2 separate regions of the Homo sapiens genome follow, and region 1 is linked to region 2. Evidence: read pairs that join two places in POLR2A ChIA-PET (ENCODE). Cell type or tissue: Panc1. All regions are shown on one strand. Each heading gives the region's core, and the rest is flanking DNA. Links, peaks and the distances in the headings are about the cores only.

Region 1 (10,579 bases), core at 1,630-9,629, 220 kb after region 2:
AGAGTGAACAAAGACAGGCAGATTTTAGATGAGAGTTGAAAATTAGAAGCTTTGTGCAATGGATGCATTATGGTATGAGTCACCTGCAGTTTTTTGTTTTTTTTTTTTAAATCCAGATCCTGCACAAACCTGCAGTTCTGATAGAAATCAGAGGATACAGCCCACAGTGGCCATAGCAGCCAAAGTGAGGGGAGAACTCCAGAAAAGAGAGAGCCAGAGAAGGGTAGTTTCATATTCTGTGTGTAAACTTCTCATAGGTCTTTGGTTGATGTCTGAGCTGAGCTGTGTGTGTAAGGAAGACTCAAATAGGCTTGCTATGATAAGGCTGAAATTTGAGCTGCTGCCACTGCAGGGCAGACAAAGGTTGCAATTTGAGTTTAACCAAACTCATTATCAGCTAAAACAAAAACATTAACACCCATCAAAGGAATGTAATATAATCCAGAGTTGCCAAAGCATAACATTCACGAAATTTGGGATACAACTCAAACTTATTTAGCAAACCCAGAGATGACCCAGATGTTGGAATTATCAGAGAAGGACTTTAAAAAACAGCTACTGTAACAATACCCAACTAGGTAAAGGAAAATAGGCTTATAATGAATAAAAGACAGGAAATCCCAAGGAAATTTTAAAAAGAATTATATGGAATTGTTAGAAATGCATCAGCTGGGCTTAACATCAGCATGGATATGACAGAGCTAATTATTAGTGAATTTGAAGACATGCCAAGAGAACATATCCAATCCAAAGAAGAGAGAAAAAAAGATTTTAAAAAGTAGAACAGAGAGTATTAAGGATCAAAAGGTCTAACATAACGTGAACGAGAGTCTCAGAAGGGGGGAAAATTAGAGTCAAAGAAGACAGAGAAAATGAGTCATAAAAAATACTTGAAAAAATGGTACCCAAGGAATTCCCCAATTAGGTGAAGGACATAAATTTATAGATTCAAGAAGCCTGTGAATCCCCAAAAAGATAAGTATTTAAAAAATTATATAGGGACATTATAGTCAATTCTGCTCAAAGCCAAAGACAAGGTGAGAATCTTAAAGCAGCCAGAGAAATTATTTACATTATTCACACTCTAAATAAAAATGACTGAATGATTGCAGACTTTGCATCAGAAACCATGGAGAAGAACCTCTTGTAGAAGACGGCGGAACAACATCTTTAACAGGTGAAAGTAAAAAAAACACAACTAGAATTCCATTTCTGGTGAAAATTCTTTAAAGAATACAGGCAAAATAAAGACCTTTATAAAAAAATGAAAACCAGGTTATTTGTTGCCAGAAAGCCTGCACTAAAGAACGTTCTTCAAGCTGAAGTGAAGCGGGACTGGATCTATGGATGGCACAAAGGGTGCCACAAATGGTGAACACCTGGATACAAAATAAAAGATGATTCTCCCTCTTAATTTTAAAAGCAGATATCACTGTTTTAGGCAAAAATAATACTGATTTTGGGGTTTACAAGTGTGTAGATGTAACACACATGACAATTATAGAATAAAGTGAGGCAGGAGTGAAGAAGATGCATCTATATGGTTGCTGGGTTTTTATATTTTACATGGAGTGTACAATTTGAACTCTAAGTAGACTATGGAAAGCTAAGAATGTATACTGTAATCCTTGATCCACTGCTAAAAGAATGTGAAGAGCTACAGTGTAACGCCAATGGAAAAATTAAAATAAGGTTCTAAGAATAGTTAAATAATCTAAAATAAGGCAGAAAAAGGGAAAAATAAAAACTGAGGAGATAAACAGAAGACAAACTTGTAAACCTAGATGGAACCACATGAACAATTCTATTAAATGTTAAATAGAATAAAACTCCAACTAAACATCAGGCCTTATAAAATGGTTTAAAAAGAAGACCTAATTATGCTGTCCGTACACTTTCAATACAAAGACACTGAGAGGCTGAGAGTTAATAAATGAGAAAAGACAGTTCCTGGGCAGAATGGCTGTTAATATCAGACAAAATAAATTTTTGACACAGGGTCTTGCTCTGTCGCCCAGGCTGGAGTGCAGTGGTGTGATCGTGACTCACTGCAGCTTTGACTTCCCAGGCTCAGGTGATTCTCCCACCTCAGCCTCCCAAGTAGCTGAGACCACAGATGCATGTCACTATGCCTAATGATTTTGTATTCTGTGTAGAAATGTGGTTTCACCATGTTGCCCAGGCTGGTCTTGAACTCCTGGGTTCAAGTGATCTGCCCACCTTGGCCTCCCAAAGTGCTGGGACTACAGGCATGAACCACTGCGCCTGGCCATTCAATGACTTTTTAAATATTTCTTTTATTTTCTCTTTGAGGTATCCTTATTTTATACACAGTAGACCGTCTGGACTGACCTTCTAATTTTATTATCTTCTTCGAAGGCCATATCTTTTTCTTTTCTGAGAAATTCTTTTCAAGTTTATCTTTCAATCTATCTTTCAAATTTTTAATGCCAGCCCGGAGCGGTGGCTCATGTCTATAATCCCAGCACTCTGGGAAGCTGGGGTGGGACGATTGCTTGAAGCCAGGAGTTTGAGACCTGCTGGGCAGCATAGTGAGACCTCGTTCCTTGAAAAAAAAAAAAAAAAAAAAAAACATTTAAAAGTTAGCCAAGTATGGCAGCACGTGGCTGTGGTTCCAGCTATTCAGGAGGCTGAGGTGGGAGGATCCCTTGAGGCTGAGGCTGCAGCAAGTCCTGATCACACCACTGCACTCCAGCCTGGGCAACAGAGCGAGACCTGTCTCAAAAAAATTTTTTTTATACCTGCTATATAATATTTTTAATTTTCAGGAACTCTTATTTTGTTCTCTGATCATTTCAGAAAGAACATTTTACTTTTTTTTTCTTTGATCTCACTGAGCATATTAATAATACATTTCTTAATCTTACTCTTCCTGCATACTGGTTTCTTCAGTTGTTTTCAGTGTGTTTGTTTTGGGCCGTATTTCATATTAGTTCATCAAATGTCTGATGTTCCTTGGAAGGCAGCTCATATTTCAGAGTAGCTCCTAAAAGACTAAGTTCGATCACAGCCAATTATTTTGTGAATACTGACAAATGGATCCTAAAGTTTATATGGAAAGCTAAGAGGCCCAAAATAGCCAACACAATATCGAAGGAGGACAAAGTCACAGGGCTGACACTCCCCAACTTCAAGAGTTACTATACAGCTACAGTAATCAAGGCAGCGGGGTACTGGTGAAAGAACAGACAAATAGACCAATGATCAGAATAGAAAGCCCAGAAATAGACCCACACAAATAGAGTCAACTGATCTTTGACAAAGGAGCAAAGGCAGTTCCATGGAGAAAGGACAGTCTTTTCAACAAGCCATGCTGGACATCCACATGCAAAAATGAATGTAGAGACAGACCTGAAATCTTTCACAAAAATTAACCCCCAGTGGATCACGGACTTAAATGTAAAAAGCAAAACTATGACACTTCTAGAAGATAAGAGAAGATCTAGATGACCTTGAGTTTGGTGATGATTTCTTAGATACAACACCAAAAGCATAATCTATAAAAGTCAAAATTGATGTTGGACTTCCTTAAATTAACTCTGCAAAATGCACTCTGAAGAGAATAAAAAGATAAACCACAGACTGGGGGAAAATCTTTGCAAAACAAACACTTATCAGATAAAGGACTGGTATTTGAAATACAAAAAGAAAGAACTCTTACATCTCAACAGTAAGAAAACAACTGAATATAAAAATGGGGCTGGGCATGGTGGCTCATGCTTGTAATCCCAGCACTTTGGGGGGCCGAGTCGGGTGGATCACCTGAGTGAGGTCAGGAGTTCAAGACCAGCCTGGCCAACATGGTGAAACCCCGTCTCTTATAAAAGTACAAAAATCAGCCGGGCATGGTGGCACACATCTGTAATCCCAGCTACTTGGGAGGCTGAGGCAGGAGAATCGCTTGAACCTGGGAGGTGGAGGTTGCTGTGAGTCCAGATGGTGCCACTGCACTCCAGCCTGGGCAACAGAGTGAAAAAAAGGGCAAAATATCTGAATAGACAACTCACCAAAGAAGATACACAGATGGCAAATAAATGCTCCACATCATGTGGAATTAGCAAATCAAGCCAACAGTGAGACACCACTACACACCTATGGAATGGCCAGAATCTCAAACACCGACAACAGCAAATGCCGGCGAGGATGTGCAGCAACCGGAATGCTTATCGTTGCTGGTGGGAACCCAAAATAACACAGGCACTTTGGAAGACAGTTTGGCAGTTTCTTACAAAACAACACACTTTTACCCTATGATCCAGCAATTGTGCTCCTTTGTATTTACCCAAATGAGTTGAGAACAGGTTCATACAAAAACCTGTATGCCGAGGTTTAGAGCAGCTTTATTAATAATTGCCAAACTTGGAAGCAACCCAGATGTCTTTTGAGAGGTGAGTGGACAAACACACTGGTCCATCTAGAAAACGGAATATTAGTTAGCACTAAAAAGAAATGAGCTACCAAGCCATGGGAAGGCCTGCAGGAAGCTTACAAGCATGTTGCTAAGTGAAAGAAGCCAATCTGAAAAGGCTGCACACTGTATGATTCCAACTACATGACATTCTAGAAAAGGCAAACTATGGAGAAGGTAAAAAGATCAGTGGTTGCCAAGGGCTCAGGGGGAGGGAAGGAAGGTGGAACAGAAGCACAGAGAATTTTTGAGGCAGTGAGGCTGTTCTGTTTGATACTATAATGGTAGGTACAGGATATTATACATTTGGCAAAACCCACAGAATGTACACCAAGAGTGAACCCTCATGTAGACTACGGGCTTTAGTTAATAATGGTGTATCAATATTGGCTTCTCAACTGTGTGGGACATTTGCTACAATTGACAAGCCAATTGAAAAATAGGGAAAACAGGGAGAGATATAAGGGGGTATGTGGCAAGTCGGTACTTTTCACTCATTTTTCCCCATAAACTCCTCAAAATATAAAGTCTACTAATTAAAAAGAGGCTCATTTCTACAAGTTTTTATTATGGAAGAAGCCCAATGTTACATGACAGTAGAGAGATGAGTACCCTGAGCCAGTGCTGTCCCTTTAGCCAGCGTCAGCCACTGCTGGCTCCGAGAGCACCCACCCAGCCCCTGGGGCGATCATATCCCTCTGCGTTCCCTGGAAATGGCTCAGCATGCTTTCTATGAAAAGACAGAGACTCTTATTAAGAAGAAACACAACTGAAGTGGGAGGATTGCTCGAGCCTGGGAGATTAGCTGCAGTTAGCTGGGATCACACCACTGTACTCCAGCCTGAGCAACAGAGAACCTGTCTCAAACAAAACAAAAACCAAAAACCACAATGCCATTCTCATGCCTAAAAAGCGACTGCATTCCTGGTATCATGAGGCACCGCGTCATGGCTCAGGCTCCCTGAGTGTACAGCTGGTTTACTTGACTCATGAGCAAGATGCACACGTCACATCTGGCTGGCACGTCTCTGAAGCCTTTTTACATCTCTAGGCTTTCCCCATTCCTCTTTTATCCCTTTGCAGTTCATTTGCTGAAGAAACCGAGTCAATTGCATCCTGCGGCATTGCTTCTATTAGTGGTGGTCAGAGGCGGGATTGCATCCAGGAGCCCTTTGCAGGCGGTGCCGGGCATACCCACGCCAGGAGCCCCGGCACAGCTGCTTGGGTCTTTCTGCGACGAGACAGCACCGGTGGGTCAAGCACCCTCAGCCTGTCCCACTCCCCGTCAGCTTGCCACTTAGTGTTTTTAGCAGCCACTGGTAAATGCCATGCCCAGATCCTTCACCTCCTGGGAGCTGCAGAACGCTGATGTTCAACTTCTGTTGCTCCTTCTCCACTTACTAGTTGGAATAATTTTTATTTTAACTTCTTGAGACAGGGTCTTGCTCTGTCACCCAGGCTGGAGTGCAGCGGCATGATCTTAGCTCACTGCAGCCTTGACCTCCTGGGCTCAAGCGATCCTCCCACCTCAGCCTCTTGAGCAGCTGAAACCACAGGTGTGTGCCACCACACTGGGCTAATTTTTGTATTTTTTTGTAGAGATGGGGTCTTCCTGTGTTGGCCAGGCTGGTCTTGAACTCCTGGGCTCAAGTGATACACCTGGGCCTCCCAAAGTGCTAGGATCATAGGCATGAGCACTGCACCCAGCCACACTAATTTTTAAGAAGAAACTTTCCCTTTTCAACACTTGGATGACTCTGAGGCACAGTGTATGTGAGAAGGCCCAGATACGGGCCGGATACTCGCCTTTCATCAGTTTTCATGTGAATGAGTCACTTCTTTCAAGTGACCAGTTCTTTAAAAAGTGTCATTATGGGCGGGGCATGGTGGCTCACGCCTGTAATCCCAGCACTTTGGGAAGCAGGTGGACCATCTGAGGTCAGGAGTTCGAGACCAGCCTGACCAACATGGAGAAACCCTATCTCTACTAAAAATATAAAATTAGCTCGACGTGGTAGTGCATGCCTGTAAACCCAGCTACTCGGGAGGCTGAGGCAGGAGAATCGCTTGAACCCAGGAGGCGGAGGTTGCCATAAGCCGAGATCGCACCATTGCACTCCAGCCTGGGCAACAAGAGTGAAACTCCGTCTCAAAAAAAAACAAAAAGTGCCATTATGAACTCAAGAATGTTTATAAGAACATAGCTGATAAAAGTTTGAATCCACTACAATTACTATTGTTTTTATTTTATTTTATTGAAACGGGGTCTTATTCTGTTACCTGGGCTGGAGTGCAGTGGCATGATCTCAGCTCACTGCAGCCTTGATCTCCTGGGCTCGAGTGATTCTCTCATCTCGGCCTCCCAAGTAGCTGGGACCCAGGACCACAGGCATGCACCACCATGCCTAATTTTTTTTTTTTTTTTTTTTTTTTTAAAGGCAAGGTCTCACCATGTTGCCCAGGCTGGTCTCAAACTCCTGGGCTCAAGCAATCTGCCTGCCTCAGCCTCCCAAAGTGTTGGGATGACAGGCGTAAGCCACCACGCCTGGTCTAGTCTTTGTTTTTAAACAAATCTTTTATTTTAGAATAGTTTTAGATTTACAAAAAACATTGTGAACTCAGTATCTGGAGTTCCCATACACTCCACACTGTTTCCCCTATTATTAGCATCTCACACTGGTATGGGACATTTGTCACAATTAATAAACCAGTATTGATATATTTCATTAACTAAAGCCCACATTTTATTCGGATTTCTCTAATTTTTACCTGACGTCCCTTGTCTGTCCCAGGATCTGTCCAGAGCACCACATTACGTTTAGTTGCTGCTCTAGGCTCTGCCTGCTGGGATGGTTTCTTAGACTTTGTTTTGTTGACCTTGACAGTTTTGGCTGCTGGTCAGGTCTTTTGTTCTACCCCTGAATTAAGATTTTTTTTCCTCATTATTAGACTGAGGTATATATGGGTGTTCAGGAGGTAAAGAGCCATTCCTGTCACATAGTATCGAGGGCACACACTGTCACCAAGACTTTTCGCTGTTGGTGCTGGCCCTGCTCGCCTGGCCAAGGGAGGGCTCACTGGGCTCCCCCGCTGTGAAGTTACTCTCCTTTCCCTACTTTCCACACAGTGCTCTCGAAAGCAAGTCACTGCATACTGCCCACACCTAAGGGGTGGGGAGTTACACACCACCTCCTTGAGGACAGAGTATCTTTGCACATGTTAGGGAAGATTTGTCTATTCCTCCCTTTATCTTTCAGTTGTTTATTTATCAGTGTGGACCCATGAATACTCATGTTGTACTTTGAATGATAACCAAATGTGACTTTATTTTCTAGCTCAAATTGTCCCGGCCGTGGTCTTTGGGAGCTCCTTGGCCTCTGGGAGCTCCCTGGGATTTGCTCCAGCCTTTTGTTTTTTGACCACTTCCTTCCTTTCCGGTTCTACAGGATGCTCTAGGCTGCTACCTTTTGCCGTGCTTTCGAATCCTCCACTGTGCTGTATGAGCAGCCCTTCCTCACACTGGCTCCTGAGCCCATCACATGTGACTTTGTGTCTTCAATACCTTCCTTGCTTTTGGATGTGACAAAATATTCTACCCTCTTCATGATTATACTGATAGCTTCAACAGAAATTTAGGATGATGCTGTTTTTACTTATTTTCTTTTATATTGGTGTCTCTTTCTCTTTGCTGAAAATCTAGGTTCCTAATGACTGCCATTAAGGTCATGATCTATTTGCTCTATCATTTATTAATCATCTATCCATCTATCATTACTTTCAGACTAACACCACCAATGTCATTACTCATAACAGGATTACCGAAAAGAGGTTATGATTTCTTTCCAGTTTGCAATGACATGCAAATTGCCACTTGACATAATTTGTTAATGCCATTAATTTAATTAGCAGTTATGTTCATTTCTATTATTTTGTTTTGGATTTTGAGATTTTTGAAATTTTGACTGTTTTACAATTACGTGAAATATTTACTCAATTCCAAAATTGAACCTGCTACTCTCTCTCTTCTACTTCCTCTTCTTGTATTCTCCCCCTTGAGGCAATGCTAAATTAAAACAAGTTATTTTGGTGGATTATCCTTCCATTAAAAAGGAGAAATGAGCAGATACCTGTGTGTTTCTGTATGTGTATGTGTGTGTGCACGTGAGCATGTGTGTGGGTGAGTGTGAGCATGTGTGTGGGTGAGTGTGCACGTGTGTGTGCACATTCCCTCCCCACCTTCCTTGGGTAAACAGCAGCACGCTGGTCACATTCTTCTCGCCTTGCCTTTCCCACGTAACAACACCCCCTGGAGACGGTGCCACGGCAGCTCCCAGAGACGCTCCCTGCACCTGACTGCAGCCACATGTCCTCGCTGCAAGGCTGTTACGCGGCACACACTGCAGGCTCCTACTGGTGGGTCTGGTGCTTAGTGTTCTGCTCTCCAAACAGAGCTGAAAACAGCCACGTGAGTCCTTGTTCTAATTTTCCGAGTGCACCTTTGGGCTATGTTCACATCTGTGGGGTTGCTGGCTCTAACGGTTTCTTATCCAAACTACCCATCAGCCCTTAGCCCAGGCTACCTCCACCTCCTAGGCAGAGGCCACAGCCTCTTGCAGTTCCGCCACGTGATTCTGACTGTACCAGCTTTCCCCACCACAGCCCCGCTCCAGCTTTCTGAGGCCTTTGAGTCCACTTGCTGTGCAGCCGCCATCGCCGTTTCTGCTCTGTCCTTGTTGGTCTCTGCCTCTTTAAGGATGGCTTATCCTGCTGCGTGCATGGCTGAATGCACGGCTTAACCTCTATCTAGATTTGATTGATTGGCAGTGTCCCTCTTTTGCTGGACGTTGCCAATCAAACCTCTAAAAATTCATTTATTCTTGAAAAAGATACAAGAAAGTACCAAAGGGGTGGCCACAGCATGGCTGTCCAGGCACGGGCGCCCTCCCAGGGCAGCCACACTTCTGCACGTGCAGGGTTCTCATTAATTCTTAGCTTGTCTCCAGCCATGGCTTATTCAAACCCCGATCTTATTTCCTCCTTTGACTAGAAAGCTCTCTGGTGGTACCCCCTCTATCGTCTCTCATCCTACCCAGGGCCTCCGAGTCCCTGCTGGCTCAGGCTTTGAAAGCCCAGGCCCCTTACCCGGCTCCAGCTCCGCGGGCTGGCCGGCCACCTGCTCACACTGTCTAAGCTTTTTCAAGGCTGTCCTTGGCATCCATTCGGACCGTGTCCCAGTCCCTCAGTTATTGCAGCCATCAGAGGGGGAGAGGAAAGAAGGAAGAGAAGGGCACTGCCCCCACCTCCAACCAGGCGGCATCATTTGAGACTCGTGCAGAAGGGAAGCCGCCCCAAGCCAGCCAGGCATTTGGGCCCCTAAATGCCACAGCTCCTCTCTTAGCGGCCACAGTTGCCCCGGCAACGTGCGGCCGCGGGCAGGCTACCTTCACTGAGGCCTCCCTCCAGACCCGCAGCTCCAATCCACACCCTCTTTGAAAAATGTTTACACACAGTGCCACGAGGTCTCCGGCAGAGGGCTTGCGGGTGCAAGGAAACCCACAGGCCCACACCTGCAATGCTGGTGTGGGTGTGGAGGGGCAGCTGCTTGTCTCCTGCTCCTCCCCGAGCATCAAAGCACGCGGGTGGCACAGCAGGGTGTGCTTCTGCATCTGCCCGGGCCAGCTGGCTGCTGTGTGCACACCGGGAGGCCTCTCTGTCCAGAGCACCAGGAGGAGGCTGGCCTCACACCTCAATGCGACTGGTTACAAATACAGATTCCCAGCCCTCACAGCAGCAGGTGCTCTATAAATACTATTGAGCAGTTCTCTTTGGGACTGTGGTAAAACACAGCAGGGTAGGAATGCCTGGGTTCAAGTCTCAGCTGCCCCACTGTCAGGTGAGTTTGTGACCTCAGAGCAGGGCTCTGGCCCTCATCAGCTCTATCTGCAGCAGGGGAGCAGCAGTTCTGGCAGTCTATCCATGAGAATGCCTGAGGACGGGTGTGTGACTGGAAGGGGGGATGCAGAGGCCCTGCTCTGCTGGGGAGGATCCCCGGTGCTGCCCCGAAGCCCTGTACTGCAGCCCGGCTTTCCCACCTAAGCAGGCTTTGTCTATGGTCCTGCCCCCTCCCTGGCTGTCCTTCCCATGTACCCT
Region 2 (10,579 bases), core at 1,623-9,622:
GCTGGCCGGGCGAGGGGCTGACCCCCCCACCTCCCTCCCGGACGGGGTGGCTGGCCGGGCGAGGGGCTGACCCCCCCACCTCCCTCCCGGATGGGGCGGCTGGCTGGGCGGGGGGCTGACCCCCCCCACCTCCCTCCCGGATGGGGCGGCTGGCCGGGCGGGGGGCTGACCCCCCCATCTCCCTCCCGGATGAGGTGGCTGGCCGGGCACAGGGGCTCCTCACTTCCCAGTAGGGGCAGCCGGGCAGAGGCGCCCCTCACCTCCTGGACGGGGCGGCTGGCCGGGTGGGGGGGCTGACCCCCCCCACCTCCCTCCCGGACGGGGCGGCTGGCCGGGCGGGGGGCTGACCCCCCCACCTCCCTCCCGGATGGAGCGGCTGGCTGGGCAGAGGGGCTCCTCACTTCCCAGTAGGGGCGGCCGGGCAGAGGTGCCCCTCACCTCCCGGACGGGGCGGCTGGCCGGGCCGGGGGCTGACCCCCCCCACCTCCCTCCCGGACGGGGCGGCTGGCCGGGCAGGGGGCTGACCCCCCCACCTCCCTCCCAGACGGGACGGCTGGCCTGGCGGGCTGACCCCCACCTCCCTCCTGGACGGGGCGGCTGCTGGGCGGAGACGCTCCTCACTTCCCAGACGGGGTGGCTGCTGGGCGGAGGGGCTCCTCACTTCTCAGACGGGGCGGCTGCCGGGCGGAGGGTCTCCTCACTTCTCAGACGGGGCGGTTGCCAGGCGGAGGGTCTCCTCCCTTCTCAGATGGGGCGGCTGGGCAGAGACGCTCCTCACCTCCCAGACGGGGTCGCGACCGGGCAGAGGCGCTCCTCACATCCCAGACGGGGCGTCGGGGCAAAGGCACTCCCCACATCTCAGACGATGGGCGGCTGGGCAGAGACGCTCCTCACTTCCTAGATGGGATGGCAGCCGGGAAGAGGTGCTCCTCACTTCCTAGATGGGATGGCGGCCAGGCAGAGACGCTCCTCACTTTCCAGACTCGGCAGCCAGGCAGAGGGGCTCCTAACATCCCAGACGATGGGCGGCCAGGCAGAGACGCTCCTCACTTCCTAGACGGGGTGGCGGCCGGGCAGAGGCTGCACTCTGGGCACTTTGGGAGGCCAAGGCAGGCAGCTGGGAGGTGGAGGTTGTAGCGAGCCGAGATCACGCCACTGCACTCCAGCCTGGGCACCATTGAGCACTGAGTGAACCAGACACTGTCTGCAATCCCAGCACCTCTGGAGGCCGAGGCTGGCGGACCACTCGCGGTTAGGAGCTGGAGGCCAGCCCGGCCAACACAGCGAAACCCCGTCTCCACCAAAAAAATACGAAAACCAGTCAGGCGTGGCGGTGCGCGCCTGCAATCGCAGGCACTCGGCAGGCTGAGGCAGGAGAATCAGGCAGGGAGGTTGCAGTGAGCCGAGATGGCAGCAGTACAGTCCAGCTTCGGCTCAGCATCAGAGGGAGACCGTGGAAAGAGAGGGAGAGGGAGACCGTGGGGAGCGGGAGACCATGGGGAGAGGGAGAGGAGGGAGAGGGAGAGGGAGAGAGGGAGGGAGGGAGGGGGAGGGAGGGAGAGGGAGAGGAGAATTTTCTTTATCACATTTGTTTCTTTGCTTATGGAGAGGATTGCTTGTTAATGTGGTGTGATATTGAGGTTGTGTGTAAGAGCATGGCCTCTGGGTCTGCGCTGTCCCCTTAGCTCTCCGCTGCTCACTGTGAGACGTGCCTCACAGACTCGTGGTGAAGATAGTTAATTCATGACGCTCTCAGAAGAGAGCCTGGTATTTAATAAGCATTCAATAAATGTTAGTCATTCTTCTGATAGTCATTATTGAATGGGCTAAAGAAGTTTGGTTTTGGCAAAGAATGCTTTTCCCTGTAATTCCCAAAGTTAATTGTGATCAATAGAAAACAAAACCAGAGAGGCCGGGCACGGTGGCTCACGCTTCAGGCTCCCAGCACTTTGGGAGGCTGAGGTGGAAGGATCACTTGAGGCCAGGAGTTCGAGACCAGCCTGAGCAACATAGCAGGACCCTACTTTTACAAAAAATCAAAAAGTTATTTGGGCGTGGTGGTGCGTGCTTGTAGTCCCAGCTACTCAGGAGGCTGAGGCGAGCGGATCGCCTGAACCTAGCAGGTTAAGACTGCAGTGAGCTATGATCATACCACTGTACTCCAGCCTGGGTGACAGCAAGACTTGTCTCTAAAATGAAAAAAAAAGAAAAAATGAAAAAAGATGTAAACAATATGGAAACATATGGTGTCCACAGTAACAGTCTCTCCTTGTACTCAGTGTGTCCACAGTGGGTGTATTGTCTGAAGGGTGCATTCATGTGTGAGAAGAATGGATGAAATTCAAAATTACTCATATTCAAAATATGAGTAATGGGTAAAATAAGCCTGCTAAGTCAAAGGGCTTGTTACACACTACCTGTGTGATCTGCACAGAAAAATTATTGTAAGGATTCTGACTGGGTCACAGTGTCTCTGGGAAGGTGGAGAACCAGGTTTGGAGGACACTGGTTAGCCAGGCCCTGCTAGCCGGGCCCCATTTCCCCGTAATGTCTGTGCTCCGAGGTTGTCACCAGCAGATGCAGGAGAGGCTGGGAGAGCAAGTTTCTGGTGCTTTCAGCCCCTCGTCTGGGCCACTTGCTTTTCCTCAAGAGTGGACCATTTCCCATCCATAGGAAGAGGCTCAGATGCTGGGTGGCCAGCATGCCTGACAAATGGCAACAGCATGATAAAACCCTTGACAGCTGTGCCTCGAGATCTGAAGAGAGCAGTTTCGCATTCGCTTACATGGTGGTGGTAATGCTCCTTCCCTCTAGAATTATCAGGAAAAAATGCCATGTGATTCTCTCCTCTCTGCTCTGACTTTCCTCTAGAAAGAAAAAAGAACACATATTGAATGAAAATCCAAATCAGATGTTTGGGTTTCCTTCCTTCCGTCAACTTTTCTGTTATATCACTGCCCATGTTACTTTTATTCCTGTTCCTGATTATTCCATTTCAAGGAGAAAGGTTCATAAACAAGAAATATTGCCTTTTTGGTTGTGTGTAGTGGGGTGCTGAGCTGAGTGGTAGAAGGCCTATGCAGGAGGCAGTAGTGGGTGGGTAGAATAAAGGTTTTACATCGGAAAGAATCTACATTCCAAGGTTGTTTTCTTGTGCAAACCATAGAAATACTTGTTCCTGAAACAGTTTGATGATGAATTAGGAGACTGCTTAAAAGCACATTCCTGTAGATAGGGTCTGGGTGCTTTTCACAAACCCATGAATGCCTGGCACTTTCTTTTTTGTGTTCCCCAAACTATTTTTACTATAAATGGTTGTTATTAAAAGGCCCAGGTGCTGCCAGGAAGTGACATTTTCTAGAGTGTACCTAGAAGTGTTCATCCCAGAACCTGTTCATTAAAAGACTTCCAGGCTGATCTGTCCCACGGTGCTGGCCTGAAAACATCAGCTGCTGCTCAGAGGGCTTCCCTGGGCTCGGGGAAGAGCTTCCCTGCCTCCCCACCTTAGAGTGCTGGTTCTCCTGTGCTGTGACTCACTATGGGGATTGCTGTTACATTCATCTTTACGATTCTCTTAGAAGTTTACAGTGATACTGCATAAAGAGATACGGACACTTACCATAGTAAGTTACAGTCACTTTTTAAACTGTCAGTAATTTAGAGGGTAAGTGTCTAGATACAGTTATTCTGTCATCATTGAACAATTTTACCATGCCTTTTTATTTAAAGGAACATGTTCTGGGCCGGGCACAGTGGCTCACACCTGTAATCCCAGCACTTTGGGAGGCTGAGGCAGGCGGATCACTTGAGCTCAGGAGTTTGAGACCAGCCTGGGCAACATGGCAAAACCCCGTCTCTACTAAAAACACAAAAATTAGCCAAGCGTGGTGGTGCACACCTGTAGTTCCAGCTATTTGGGAGGCTGAGACAAGAGGATCACTTGAGCCTGGTAGGTTGAGGCTGCAGTGAGCCAAGATTGCACCACTGCACTCCAGCCTGGGCAACAGAGTGAGTCTCCGTCTCAAAAGAAAAGAAAGAAACAGGTTCTGGGTAGGCCTTTTGTTAGCTGCAGCTTTAGAATAAAATGGTTTTCTTTTTCTTACAGGGGTCAGACACCATAGGATAAAATGTTAATACCGTGCTTCTGCTGACATCTCTCTGTTTACTACTCAACACTGGCAGGCATTAGGGATTTCTTTTCATGTTAGGTAAACCCCTGTGAAAAGAATCAAGGGAAAGGTAGCACTTGCTATCCACAAAGATACTGTTCTCGGACAGTTACTTTCATCTGAACAAACCCTCTCCTCGGCCCCTCCAGCAGCCTTTATCGTGGGGTCTTCTTCCCTTCTGGATGCTCCGGGGACCTCAGCCCTGTGTTTTGTGATTGTTTCAGACGTGTCCATTGGGTGTCCTGCTGTCTCTCCTGCCAGAACTGTGCTCTCCTTCCCTTCCAAGTCAGCATTGCCCTCTGCCTCTCATCCAAGCTTCGCTCTTGGCCCCTCTGCTCCCCTGCTGCCACTCAGAGGCTCTGTCAGGGGTTTCTTTCCTGATCCCCCTGATACACACTCGCCTTTGATGTTCTCGTCTCAGAGCCGGGACCTCGGTGCCTGTGGTCCAGGCTGTGCTTCTGCACTCTCCCTTTGGAGTCCACCCAGCACACTTGCCACAGCCACCAGCCTAACCTCAGCCATCGCTTTGGGAGGGTTTGTTCAGTGTCTGTCTAGGCGCAGGAACAGAATCTCGACTTGCTTAGCCCGGCTACCGACTCCGTGTTTTGGCTCCCTCCACCTACCCCACAGATCTCCCTCCATCAGTGCCAGCCATGCCCTCTGCCCCTTCCACCCGCCCCACAGATCTCCCTCCATCAGTGCCAGCCATGCCCTCTGCCCCTTCCACCCGCCCCACAGATCTCCCTCCATCACTGCCAGCCATGCCCTCTGCCCCTTCCCATAGGCCTGGACTCCCTTCTCCTGAGATGTCCCGCAGACTCCTCTTCATTACCATGCGCCCCTCAAAGCCAAAGTCAAGCCTGCATGGTTTCTTCTCACTCCTCATAGGTGCTTTTTCTCCGCCAGTTCCTACTGGGATTCAGGGGCTTGGGGCTGATTTTACTATTTATTCCTTTTATGTTTACTCAAGCTTTTATTTTTTTAATTTTTATTTATTTATTTTGAGACGGAGTCTTTCTCCATCATGCAGGCTGGAGTACAGTGGCCCGATCTGGGCTCACTGCAGCCTCCGTCTCCTGGGTTCAAGCACTTCTCCTGCCTCAGCCTCTCAGTATCTGGGACTATAAGCATGTGCCACCATGCCCACCTAATTTTTTTTTTTTTTTTTGAGATGGAGTCTCGCTCTGTCGCCCAGGCTGGAGTGCAGTGGCGTGATCTCGGCCCTCTGCCAGCTCCCCTCCTGGTTTCATGCCATTCTCCTGCCTCAGCCTCCCAAGTAGCTGGGACTACAGGCGCCCGCCACCACGCCCAGCTAATTTTATGTATTTTTAGTAGAGACAGGGTTTCACCATGTTGGCCAGGATGGTCTCGATCTCCTGATCTTGTGATCCGCCCGCCTTGGCCTCCCAAAGTGCTGGGATTACAGGCATGAGCCACCGCGCCCGGCCTACTCCAACTTTTAAAATGCTACCGGCTTTAAGAAAAACACAGATGAAATATTAGGATCAAGATAAGCCATGAGGGGGCAAAAGAAACCACCAAAAGATACCCTGGGAGGTGAGGCCAGCATGATTCTCTCCATTTAAGGTCATGGGTTTACTGTGTAAACAGGCCCTTCATTTTTACTAACTGCTGCAATGGCAGTCTGTTGTTTTCTGCCCAGTCACTCCTTGTTCCCTCTCGCCTACATACCTGTTAGAAGTTTTGGGTCCTCTGCGTACCAATTTTCTGATCTTGGCCAAGATAGTTCACCTCTAAGACTGTTTTGCCATCTATAAAATCTGTAAAATAGAGATACTACTTATTACCCAATAAGTAGACTTGATGAGAACTAACATAAAGTATCTACCATGCTAGCCTGCACAAAGTAGACATTCATTTGATGTGAGGCATGTCTCTGCAAACCACTCAACACAGCCCCCAACACAGGGAAGATGGAGAGAACTCAGCTTCCCTGCGCACTTGGTTTTGGTCCTCACCATGGTATCTTCCCCTGAAGATAACATCTGCATTGGGCTGCGAGTCCCAAGCCACTTACTAGCTGAGTGACCTTTGTACCTCTCTAATCTGCCTGGGTCTGTATTCTAATTTGTAAAATAAGGTAATTATGAGTGCCTTACTGGGTTGCTGAGAGTAAAATGTGATAAAATATATGAAAGTATTTTGAAAATCATAAGGCATTAGACAAATATAGTTATTGCAGTTTACATCTTTTGAGTACCTAGCATATAGCACCTTAGAAATATTTTTTTGTTCAGGAAAGTGCTTGAATTAATAGGGGTACTTGTTCTTAAGCTTATATGTCTATTTAGTAAGCTTAATAGAACCACAGAGAGGAAATTCTTAATAAAGGACCTTCGTTTACAGTTGTGTATCTGAATCTTTGGCTCATTTTGAGATGCCTTCTTGTTAAAGTAGAGGGTGAAACCATTCATAGAGCTCTCGTCAGACTGCTTTGCCAGACGCAGTACGCAGCACATGAATGTTTCACGGGACCACCGTGCAGTAATGTGAGCTGTCAGTATTACTCAGTTAATTCCATATGCAGTGACCGTGTGAACATGGCTGCTTTGCTCGGTTCCTTGTTGTGGCTTGGGGTTTTAACAGTGATGGGCACAGCCTTTCAGCTGGGAAGCATGGAGTCTAAGTGGACTCACGAAAGTGCAGTGAAGCGGTGGCTGTGCAGTGGCACAGTAGACAGAATCCAGCATAGCACAGGAAAGGAGCTGGCCAGGTTGCCCTCAGGGGCCAGAAGAGCCTTCCCAGAGGAGGGGGAATGGTTGAACTGAGGGTTGTGAGGTCCCATTCAGCATCAAGGGGATCGTGGGGATGGCAGCAGTGGGAAGAGAGGCTCGATTGGAGGAGGGAGCAGCCAGCAGCTTCGTAGGGTGGGGCAGCCACACTGGTCCTTAGAGGGGATGCTTCCCCAGGGAGCAGTGGGAGAAGGGTGGCTGACCAGGAAACAGGAAAGGCATGGAGGGCTGTGAGCTCACAGGAAGGTGGCTATCCAGGGCTGGAGTGCATTCTCTGAGAGCCTCGTGGGAGGATGGAGATGGGCAGTGGAGTCTGGGCGGGCAGAGGGAGCACACTGCGGCAACAGAGCTGTGAGCTGGAGACAGGGCACTTGAGACGCTTCCTTGGTTGACAATAAACCCTTTCTTTTTATCATTTCTGCCAGTCAGTTATGTCGTTTTCTGGTAGGCAATGTCATGCTTGTTAAGAAAACTGCATGAGACAGAATCAAAAGCTTTAACAAGTCCATTTATATTTATACATTCAGCCTTAGCTGTATGGTCTCGAACACTAGAGTGTTGTGTTTTCTTGACTCATCAGCAGAATATCAGGAATGTAAATGTAAATGTAGCCGTAGATACTCTCAACACCATTTTTTTTTTTTTTTTTTTTAAAGACATGTGATCCCAGTATGTTGCCCAGGCTGATCTTGAACTCCTGGGCTCAAGCAATCCTCCTGCCTCGGTGTCCCAAGTAGCTGGGACTACATTTGTGCCACCACACCACAGGAAGAAATCCCTAATAAGGCGTCTTTCAGTTACAGCTTTATACGTAGACCTTTGATTCCTCTGAGATACCTGTTTATTAAATTAGCAAACTTCCCAATTTTGACCTGACATCTCTAAGACCATGTCACAGGCTGAAAGGAAAGTGGCAGCCCAGTTTTCCTTGGTCTTGCGTATGCTGAGGCTTGAGTTTTCAGTTGTGGTCTCCCATGTCTGTTAAAACACTGGCCAGCGTTCTCAGTTGGCGTACCTTGCATTCTTTCAGCATTGCACTGTGGTTCTAGACCCCGGTCTGACGCAGTGTCGGGCAGCCCTACCGCGTGTTCGAGTGCTGCTCTTCGGTAGCACTTGGTCTAGCAGAATATACCGAGTCCTGTCTGCAGAACCTTGACAAGTCTTGGAAAGCGGTCTCAGAATGCTTACTCACACACATCTGGGACATTTCCAATTTAATAAATGTCACGGAAAAAGTTTGGCAGATTGTTTAATTACATGTAAAAGCTGCTTGTGGCTTTCCTTGCTAATATGAGCCTGAAAAATGCTAACTACAATTGTTATGAAATCAGGGAAAGCTTGTGCATACCCTAAGGTTTTTCTGGAGAATTGCTTACCTGTGAACTCTAAAGCCATTCCTGAGCGGTGCCAAGTGTGATATTGTAGCATAAGAAGAGATGTACATTTGGTCTGTGCCCTGGCCCCTGGCACAGAGCTTCTCAAGCTCCTGGACTCTCTGGAGTACTGAGAGTGTCCTTATGTGCTGATCAGGTGACTGGTGACTGGCTACCCCCTAGGTAGCCTCAAGGTAAGGACTGGTAACTGGAGGCCTGGCACGGTGGCTCATGCCTATAATCCCAGCACTCTGGGAGGCTGAGGCAGGCGGATCACTTGAGGTCAGGAGTTCAGGAGCAGCCTGGCCAACATGGTGAAACCCCGTCTCTACTAAAAATACAAAAATTAGCCAGGCGTGGTGGTGTGTGCCTGTAATCCCAGCTACTCCGGAGGCTGAGGCAGGAGAATCACTTGAACCCAGGAGGCGGAGGTTGCGGTGAGCTGAGATCGCGCCACTGCACTCCAGCCTGGGAGATAGCGAGACTTCGTCTCAAAAAAAGAAAAGACAAAAAAAAAAGAAAAAAGGAGTGGTCACTGGAAAGACCTAGGCAGGATTAGAGGGTTAGGACTTTGAGCTCCATGCCCTAGCTTCTGTTTGAAGGTTGGGTTATCCAGTGGCCAATGATGTTAATCAGTCATGCCTATGTAACAAAGCCTAAAACCCTAAAAGGATAGGATTCTGGGGGCTCTGGGTTCCTGAACATGTAGCAGTTTCTGGAGGGTAGTGCCCTCAGAGGGCATGGAAGCTCTGCACCCCTTCCCACATACTTTGCCCTGTGCATCTCTCCTTCTGCTGTTCACCTGGGTCCTTTGTGATAGCCTTTAAAAAAAAAAAAATTAGAGATGGGATCTCACTATGTTGCCCAGGCTGGTCTCAAATTCCTGGCCTTAAGCAGCCCTCCCGTCTTAGCCTCCCAAAGTGCTGGGATTACAGATGTGAGCCAACATGCTCAGCCTGTGATATCCTTTATAATACATGGGTAAATGTAAGTAAAGTGCTCCTCTGAGTTCTGTGAGCTGCTGCAGCAAATTTAATTGAACCCGAGAAGGGTATCATGGGAACCCTGATTCATAGCTGGTTGGTCAGAAGCACAGGTCACAACCTGGGACTTGTACTTGGCACCTGCAAAGGACTGGGGGAGTGGTCTTGTGGGACTGAGCCTTACCCTGTGGGATTGATACACTCTCCAGCTGGACAGTGCAGAATTGCATGGAATTAGAGGCACACAGCTGCAGAACTGCATGGAATTAGAGGCACACAGCGGCAGAATTGCTTTACACCCCCGACATCTGGTGTCAGCAGTGGTGGTGTGTGTGGAAGTAGGGAAAACACTTTGATTTTTCCTATCCTCATTAGCCAGGGAGGTCAGCACCCCCTCATTTTACTAGAGAAGTGGGGATGTTAATCAAGTGCCCTGCCCTTCTCAAGTTCAAGGTGCCTGAGACACTGGCACCCCTCCTGTCACCTGCATATATTTACTTCATGTTTTGATTGTCCCATCACTGCCAGCATCACCAGGCATGACCACCGTGTTCCAGAGCATGGTGGCAGTTTGTGAGTGACAGAGTGGCAGCCAGTGGCCTAGTGTCCCGCAGGCAGAGCAGACTCTTTGTTTCTCCAAGGCAAGGATGTGGCAGTGCCACCAAATGGTCGTGTCAATTGATGCCCAAATGGCTCACCAAAAGCTGAGTGACAGTTGCCACAGCAAAAAAAGGGGAGAAAACATAGGTTCAGAATTTCTTGGAAATGTTTGAAATGCATGTGATAGAACTCTAGGTGGGAAATTGGCTTGTTAGATACAGTAACTTAGCATGCAACTAGAGTAAACAGTTTGACCTACCAACCCACCGACTCATCTGTTTATTTTACTTCTTTTTTTTTGAGACAAGGTCTCACTCTGGCCAAGCTGGAGTGCAATGGCATGATCACGGCTCCTGCAGCCTCGACCTCCTGGGCTTAAGCGATCCTCTCACCACAGCCTCCTAAGTAACTGGGACTGCAGAGGCACACCACCACGCCTGGCTATTTTTTTAATTTTTGTAGAGATGGGTTTTCACCCTGCTGCCTGGGCTGGTCTCGAACTCCTGAGGTCAAGCAGTCTGCCTGCCTCAGCTCCCAAAGTGTTGGGATTGCAGACGTGAGCCCCTGAGGCTGGCCCCATTTGTTTGTTCTAATAAAAATGTAGGACTGAATTTGACTCACAGTTGACTAATTTACATTCTAAAGTGGCCAGAAAACTTCTATTGGTAGTTTCCTTCATAGGAAAATTGGGAGGTTCTCAC

Evidence for each region. ChIA-PET counts read pairs that join two places held together with the same protein. Peaks named below come from ENCODE experiments on the same cell type or tissue, not always from the same donor. Only the 100,000 strongest peaks of a DNase experiment are listed, where the experiment ranks them.
Region 1: POLR2A ChIA-PET joins it to region 2 with 16 read pairs; 2 of 35 experiments call an interaction of 5 or more read pairs at or near these places.

Annotation. Positions count from the first base shown.
Region 1 is chr11:70,513,068-70,523,646 of GRCh38, forward strand. The region is part of intron 17 of SHANK2 (SH3 and multiple ankyrin repeat domains 2); the gene reads right to left. Among named protein-coding and RNA genes, the nearest start is that of SHANK2-AS1, 110 kb to the right of the region's middle. RefSeq lists enhancers at 5,153-5,654, 10,323-10,579. In Panc1, for the core only: no CTCF peak of the experiment used is centred there; a DNase peak (open chromatin) is centred at 5,344; H3K27me3 peaks cover 204 bases.
Region 2 is chr11:70,295,216-70,305,794 of GRCh38, forward strand. All of the region lies in intron 2 of PPFIA1 (PPFI scaffold protein A1), which reads left to right. LOC107984346 (a long non-coding RNA gene) reads right to left here. Exons shown (of 3, transcript XR_001748288.2): 2 at 5,862-5,950; 3 at 2,650-2,867. Among named protein-coding and RNA genes, the nearest start is that of MIR548K, 17 kb to the left of the region's middle. RefSeq lists an enhancer at 7,054-7,553. In Panc1, for the core only: no CTCF peak of the experiment used is centred there; no DNase peak of the experiment used is centred there.